Regions from separate parts of the Homo sapiens genome. Here regions 2 and 3 are each linked to region 1. Evidence: chromatin loops called from intact Hi-C (ENCODE). Cell type or tissue: PC-3. All regions are shown on one strand. Region 1 has its middle 3.0 kb from the start of TRI-AAT5-4. Region 2 has its middle 81 kb from the start of WDR20. Region 3 overlaps DYNC1H1 (dynein cytoplasmic 1 heavy chain 1).

What was found. A loop is a pair of places that touch in the nucleus more often than their neighbours do. Peaks named below come from ENCODE experiments on the same cell type or tissue, not always from the same donor. Only the 100,000 strongest peaks of a DNase experiment are listed, where the experiment ranks them.
Region 2: a loop joins it to region 1, with 4 times the contacts of the local background. A loop is called at or near these places in 102 of 110 quality-filtered maps.
Region 3: it touches region 1 in a loop (6-fold over the local background); 53 of 110 quality-filtered maps call a loop at or near these places.

What each region holds. Positions count from the first base shown.
Region 1 is chr14:102,312,875-102,315,374 of GRCh38, forward strand. No RefSeq gene overlaps it. Among named protein-coding and RNA genes, the nearest start is that of TRI-AAT5-4, 3.0 kb to the right of the region's middle. RefSeq lists enhancers at 1,309-1,809, 1,703-1,782. In PC-3, a CTCF peak has its summit at 1,537 (motif pointing left); a DNase peak (open chromatin) is centred at 1,457; H3K4me3 peaks cover 1,017 bases; H3K27ac peaks cover 1,787 bases.
Region 2 is chr14:102,219,942-102,222,441 of GRCh38, forward strand. It overlaps a transcript of WDR20 not described here and a transcript of MOK not described here. Among named protein-coding and RNA genes, the nearest start is that of WDR20, 81 kb to the left of the region's middle. In PC-3, a CTCF peak has its summit at 1,157; a DNase peak (open chromatin) is centred at 1,300; H3K27ac peaks cover 1,274 bases.
Region 3 is chr14:101,971,215-101,973,714 of GRCh38, forward strand. All of the region lies in intron 1 of DYNC1H1 (dynein cytoplasmic 1 heavy chain 1), which reads left to right. Among named protein-coding and RNA genes, the nearest start is that of DYNC1H1, 7.9 kb to the left of the region's middle. In PC-3, no CTCF peak of the experiment used is centred here; a DNase peak (open chromatin) is centred at 1,377; H3K4me3 peaks cover 2,252 bases; H3K27ac peaks cover 2,500 bases.

The sequences.
Region 1 (2,500 bases):
AACGTGCTGAGATGATAGGTGTAAGCCACTGCGCCTGGCCTTCTACTGCTCTTTCCTACATCTAACAAAGACTTTGGGCCTGGCGCGGTGGCTCCGCCCAAAATCCCGGCACTTTGGGAGGCTGAGGCGAGCAAATCACCTGAGGTCAGGAGTTCAAGATCAGTCTTGCCAACGTGGTGAAACCCCGTCTCTACTAAAAATACAAAAATTAGCTGGGCTTGGTGGTGGGCGCTTGTAATCCCAGTTACTTGGGAGGCTGAGGCAGGAGAATTGCTTGAACCTAGGAGGCAGAGGTTGCAGTGAGCCAAGATCACGCCATTGCACTCCTGCCTGGGTGGCAAGAGCGAAACTCCATCTCAAAAACAAAATAAAAAAGACTTTTGAGACTTTGTCAAAACTTCGCAATAATGTACGTGCTTCCAGGCCAAGGCAGGTGGATCACTTGAGGTCACGACTTCAAGACCAGGCTGGCCAACATGGTGAAACCCCATCTCTACTAAAAAGACAAAATTAGCCGGGCGTGGTGGTGAATGCCTGTAATCCCAGCTACTCAGGAGGCTGAGGCAGGAGAATCACTTGAACCCGGGAGGCGGAGGTTGCAGTGAGCCGAGCCAAGATCGCGCCATTGCGCTCCAGCCTGGGCAACAAGAGGGAAACTCCGTCTTAAAAAAAAAAAAAAAAAAAAAAAAAAAGGTCTTCAGAGTGACTTTAGTCCATTATGACTGGCGTCTACACAAAAGGGGCGATTTGGACATAGGGACACACAGGGAGAACAGTATGTGAAGATGCAGGCAGAGATCAGAGTGAAGCTTCTACAAGCGAAGGAAGGCCAAAGTTGGCCCGAAATCCACCAGAAGCCAGGAGACAGCCTGGGGCGGTCTCCGTGGGAGCCTCCGAAGGAAGCGACCTTCCCGACACCCTGACTTTGGACGTCTGCCTACTAGAACTGTGAGGCCATATATTCTGTTGTGTGGCCACCTACCTTATAATACTCTGCTGTGGCCGACCTGGGAAACTAACACAGCGGGTCGTTACTGTCAGACCAAAGGTTCCAACTTATAAACAGAATGAAACATTTCGTAAGTTGAGTTTAAAGAAAATGGATTATTTAAAATGCACATGGGCCCCCCGCCCCACATTAAAAAAACAAAAAACAAATACAAGGCGGAGGTTGCAGTGAGCCGAAATCGCGCCACTGCGCTCCAGTCTGGGCGACAAGAGCGAGACTCCGTCTCAAAAACAAAAACAAAAGCAAGAAAACAAGCCCGAATGGTATTCTCTACCACTTAATTCTGAAAGTATGTAGATTCGTGTTTTCGTCACTCAGAGAATGAAAATTAGCGTTTGTTTGTCTAAGAGCTCTAAGACGGGGTGAGAAGTGGAGGAAGAGGTCCAGAGGAGGAAAGAAAACTGCTCGCCCGCGCCCGCCCTGCAGCTGCACGTGGGTCGCCCTAAGCCTGGGTTCGGAGCTGATGGCGCAGGTCCCAGGTGCCCTCTAGCGGCTGACGTCAGTCACGGCGCCCCGGCCCCGGCGCGCCCCGTCCACTCTGCCCACTCGGGACGCGTGGCTTGAAGTCCCGGGAATGCCACGGTTGCACCCACAAGGGTCGATCAACTCGGCTTCCTTCAGGAGACCTGGACTGACCACCCGCTGTGTGCCAAGCACTGTTTAGGTGCTGGTAAAATAGAGCCCACTGCTCCTGGAGTTCGCTCTAGCGGTGGGAGGCCGACGATTAGCAGCGGGAATAAGCGATGGAGGGGGGTCGGGCCGGGAACCGCAGGGATCCTGGGTGCGGGTTGCGATTGCAAATGGGGGCATCGGGTAAACCTCGCTGAGTAAGTGACATTTAAGCAGCGACCACGACGAGGAGGAGGAGCTTTGACATTGTCTGCAGGAAAAGTGGTCCAGGAAGAGGAACAGAAGCGCAAAAGCCCCAGCACAGGAGCAAGGGCCAGGGAGGAGGCGGAGGGGCTGCCGCGGAGGGAGCCGGGCAGGGGTGCAGGAGGGCAGAGGGGAAAGGCGCAGGTCCGGTGGTGTCTTTCAACGGGATGTTACCCTGGGCGTAGGGTTGTCAGATACAGCACATGTATTCTTTTAGTATAAGTATGTCCCAAATATGGCGTGGGACATACTTACACTAAAAAAAGTTTCATTGTCCTTTTGCAATTCAATTTTAACCCGGCATCTTGATCTATATTTGCTAAATTTGGCAGGCCTGTTAGGGCTGCAACAAAAGGAGAGAGTGTGAGCAGAGAAATGACTTGATCTGACTGTTTTAAACCCATGTGACTCTTACCTATTGCTATGCCAGAGAGTGTGCTAGGTTCTGGGCATTCATTCAGCTGTAAGCAAAATGGACAGGATGCCTGCACCCCCACCAGTGCTCTGTGAGAGGGCTTTACCCCTTTGGCCTGCTCATCTATCCTTGTCCTTTGGACACAGTAAAGTGCTCCAGACTTCAGGACGCTTGCCCAGCCTCCCAGCACACCACCTAATCTT
Region 2 (2,500 bases), 93 kb before region 1:
TAGTTGGCTCCTAGCTGCCACCACAATTGGCATCAAGGCGTTAGCCAGCAGAAACTGGAGAATGAGTGTGCATTTGTTTTGTGCTAATGGGAGAATAGGAAGCCTGCAGCCCTCGCGTTGGGTCGCTTTCTAGGGGTGCGGCTTTGTAGGGACCAGCTGGCGGAAGCAGCGTGTCCCTCAACATCAGGCTCTGGCAGCCTGGTGGCTGCGCCACCTCTGCGTCTCAGCAGCCGCCCTCCCCTGGGAGTGATGGAAAGCAGCCGAGTCCTCTGGGGCCTCACACTCAGTGAGAGGAAGTCTAAGGAAGGGTGCTGTCCCTCATGGCCGTCAGAAGCCACCTGCAGCCACTAAGTATGTAAATTGGGGCCAGTCCAACCTGAAAAGTGCCATAACGTGTCAACCACACAGCACACCTCAAAGGCTTCTTACCAAAAAAGTCATTAGTAATTTTTATATTGCTGAATATTATATGAAACATCTTCAGTTAAAATATTAAAATTGGCCAGGTGCGGTGGCTCACGCCTGTAATCCCAGCACTTTGGGAGGCCAAGGCAGGTGGATCACGAGGTCAGGAGGTCTTCAAGACCATCCTAACAGTGAAACCCCATCTCTACTAAAACTACAAAAAGTTAGCTGGGCGTGGTGGCAGGCGCCTGTAGTCCAAGGTACTTGGGAGGCTGAGGCAGGAGAATCACTTGAACCCAGGAGGTGGAGCTTGCAGTGAGCCAAGATCGTGCCACTGCACTCCAGCCTGGACAACAAAGTGAGACTCCGTCTCAAAAAAAAAAAAAAAAAAGAAAATATTAAAATTAATGTCACTTGTTTTTATTATCTATCTTTTCATTTTTTGAGACAGGGTCTTGCTCTATCCCCCAGGCTGGAGTGCAGTGGATCGCGGCTCATTGCACCCTGCATCTCCTGGGCTCAAGCCATCCTCCTGCCACACAGCCTCCTGAGTAGCTGGGATGACAGCCGTGCGCCACCACACCCGGCTAATTTTGTATTAGTAGAGATGGAGTTTCACCATGTTGGCCAGGCTGGTCTCAGACTCCTGGGCTCAAGTAATCTCCCCACCTCAGCCTCCCACAGGGCTGGCTGTCACTTGTTTTTAAGTTGTTAAACGTGCTCCCGGGAAGCTAAACTTAACACAGGACTGGTAGAGACACCACCTTCCTGTGGGTGGGGCTGCCTCCTACCTGGAGCAGCACTCACCTCCACCTGGCACTCCGTGAAAGGGGAGGGAGACTCTGTGGCTGCCAGATGAGGGTGGCCCCTCTCCGTCTGTCCCCAGGCTGGGTCACCACCACTTTCTCCCTCTGCCAGGAGTAGATGACTTTTCTGTTGCCGGGGGGAAGGGAGGTGCCTCCTGGTTCTGGAGATTTGTCACTTCCTGGACACCACATAGCTTGTGGAAAGCACTTTCTTAGGGTGCGCGTGGTGATGAAGGCAGAGTGTCCTGTGTGAGAGGCTTCCTTCCTCCAGACTGTCTGCGGCAGAAGTGGGGTCAGGAACCTGCTGCCCAGCTTTCCTCCACAGGCTTGATGTGTTTGAGCCAGAAGTATGGGGCGTTTGCGGGGTCCTCCACAAGTACAAACAGGGTTCTGTCCCTTTTCAGGGGTCCCAGAGGAAAAGCACTCCTATAGACTCTGAGCAGGGGCAGCTGCCACATTCCGTTTGCTTCCTGAGCTTGTCTAGGTGAACAGATTTCAGGTGGAAGGTAAGAAACGGGATGAAATGACTTGAGCGGGACAGCTTGCTTCCAGGCTTCCGGCAGCAGGGCGTGGGCGAGGCTGAAGGGCAGTTTCCGATTGTCACCTTCATTTGTGTCCACACAAGTCCAATATGTGAGAAGGTAGCAATGTCAGCTTGAGTTAAAGGCTTGTCATTTGTAAACAGTACTCATCAGCTGAAGCCTTCTTCCATGACAGCTAAGTTGTATTCCCAGAGCTGAAAATGTGCACCTTTGGGGCTGCACTGTCGCCATCTTAATGTTCTTCATAAATGAACGCCACACTTTGATGTAATGTAATTGCTGCTCAATAGTAAATGCAAAGAAATGGAAGTACTCTTTGCTGTGTAGGAGGTTAAACCCTCTTAGGTTTACCCAAGGTCACACCAGTATTGTAAAATCTGGGTGAGATTCCCCGCCCCCGCCCCCGACAGTGAGCCTCTCAGCAGGAGCCGCCCTAAAGAGCCAGATGCCCCCCACCATTCTTCCTGCTGGCCCTGGTGGGTTGGCCCCCACATCCCTTCTCCACACCCAGCTGCAGCCTCACGGCAAGACTACTTTGTTCTGGGGCTCCCCCGACCTCGGCCTGGGCCCTGCTGTCTCTACCTGTGGGGCCTACACATGTGGACAGCTACAGCCAGGGGGTGCCACGGTCACACCACCCAACAAAGCAAGAACCCCCCAGCAGAGAATGCCCTTTCAAAGGTGCCACTGAACTCTATCCTTGGAGACAACCCCTGGCTCCGAGGGACTGGGTGTGCGGTCCAGAAC
Region 3 (2,500 bases), 340 kb before region 1:
AGACATGCACCACCACGCTCTGCTAATTTTTGTATTTTTTGTAGAGATTGGGTTTCACCATCTTGCCCAGACTGGTCTCAAACTCCTGAGCTCGAGTGATCCACCCACCTTGGCCCCTCAAAGTACTGGGATTACAGGCATGAGCCACTGGGCCCAGTCGAGGGTGGTATAGTTTTTAAGGTAATTGAAATTGCATAGTTTTTGTATTCCATTAAACAAGCCATAATGCTGGCTGGGTGCAGTGGCTCACGCCTGTAATCCCAACACTTTGGGAGGCTGAGGCAGGCAGATCACTTGAGCTCAGGAGTTCAAGACCAGCCTGGGCAACATGGAGAAACCTTGTCTCTACAAAAATACAAAAGTTAGCCAGGCATGGTGATGCACAACTGTATCCCAGCTACTCAGGAGGCTGAGGTAGGAGAATCACTTGAGCCCAGAGAGGTCAAGGCTGCAATGAGCTGTGATTGCACCACTGCACTCCAGCCTGGGTGACAGAGTGAGATCCTGTCTCAAAAAAAATAAAACAGATGTAATGCTTACCTAATTCATAGTTTAATGATACAAATTACTAGTAGTTTGAAATACATTAAACTAGTCTTTGAATAAAAGTATACACACGTTAGTGCTAAATGCCATTTTGAACATCTCTAGAAATTCAATAAACTCTCAAAAGTTAACCAAGGAAGTGTTCACAAGTTGTTGTAATGTGTGTCAGTATAGCTTGCAGGGAAGGAACTCATGAAGCAGGCCCAGTACTTTGATTCTTTGAATGCATGGACATATAGTACAGTATTGGTCTGTTACATTTTAACAGTAACTTTGTATTAACTAGTAACTTTGCCAAGCATAAGGAAATGGATTCAAATTTTACTGAAAGTGGTATTACTTAATCAAACGTGCAGATTGTGTTTGTAGTAAGCTTATAAATATAACAGGGCTAATAGCCTCTTTGTTATTAAGAATTAATAATCAAGTGTCCTTCCTCCTCTGGACAACTATTTAAAAAAAAAAAAAAGAAAGAAAAGTAGAATGTCAGATTATTATTTGATGGCAGTTTTTGAAACAGTGTCCTAAATTGTGTGACTGTAAATGGGAGTCAGACATACTCAACTGTGTTTGATCCGTGTCTTTATAGGGAATATGCACAGAAAGACTAGTCCAAGATGTTTTCTGTGACTGGTTCGTAGTGACTTCCATAAGTTATTATCAAGAGAAGTTAGAATTTAGCAAAGCAGCAGGGAATATCTATTTGCATTATCGTTGTTTGAGGATTATGTCATTGGGTGTGCCTTCCTGAGCTGAAGCAGCATTCTACTGCATTGCAGTATTCCCAGGGCAGAGCTGGAGCGCTCACCACACAGCGGTGACTCATCTCTTGGAATGGCACCTAGTTCCCCTAACCCGGTTTGCATTAGGAAGTGTAGGCCACATGCTCATATGCTGTGTCCGGACTGCGCAATTTCTGTGTGATTTTATTTGTATCAATGATGACTCTTTATGGGGGGTAGAAATGATTCAGAGTTAACAAGCCATATTTTTAGTTGCGTCAGTGATTTCCTTTGATCATTATAGAATGTTAATTTTATTTTCTGTATATTGTTTCGGTGTTATTTTGATGGCATATTTTATATAAATGGTAGAACAATATGGAAAATTCAGAAAATTGAGGGAGAAAATCATCGCAGTACTTTGACAGCTGTTTCAGTTTGGAGATAGTTCTTTATTCTCTATGCTTACATTTTACAGGTTGTAATCGTGTGTGGCTGCTTTCAGGCAGTGTGATTTCTCTTGTGGTCTAGCTACATTTGAGTGGTTAGAAAAATTGGTTGCTTTCTTTAGTTTTTTTAATAGTCGTTTTAAAAAATAGCAAGTATCTGGCATACTAGAATGTTCTGCCGCCTACTCCTTCCTCTTCCTAAAATTATATCCAAATATACCCAAAACAATAATTTGGAAGAATTATTGTCTCTCGATAGATACACTAATTTTTTTTTTTTTTTTGAGATCAATCTCAGCTCACTGCAACCTCCACCTCCCAGGTTGAAGCAATTCTCTTACCCCAACCTCCCAAATAACTGAAATTACAGGTGCCAACCACCACACCCAGCTAATTTTTTTAATTTTTAGTAGGTATAGGGTTTCACCATGTTGGCCAGGCTGGTATTGAACTCCTGACTTGAAGTGATCTGCCCGCCTCGGCCTCCCAAAGTGCTGAGATTACAGGCATGAGCCACCGCGCCTGGCCAGATAGACTAATATTTTATACTCTTTAGTGTGAATTTTGTATTTGTCTCATCTTAAAACTAAGGAAGCAGGGGTTGGGCGCAATGACTCATGCCTGTAGTGCCAGGCCGAGGCATGAGGATCTCTTGAGCCCCAGGAGTTTGACACCAGCCTGAGCAACATAGAGAGACCCCATCTCTAAAAAATGTTTTAAAAATCCACTGAAGGTGGTGGCATGAGCGTGGGGTCCCAGCTCTTTGGGAGGCTGAGGCAGGAG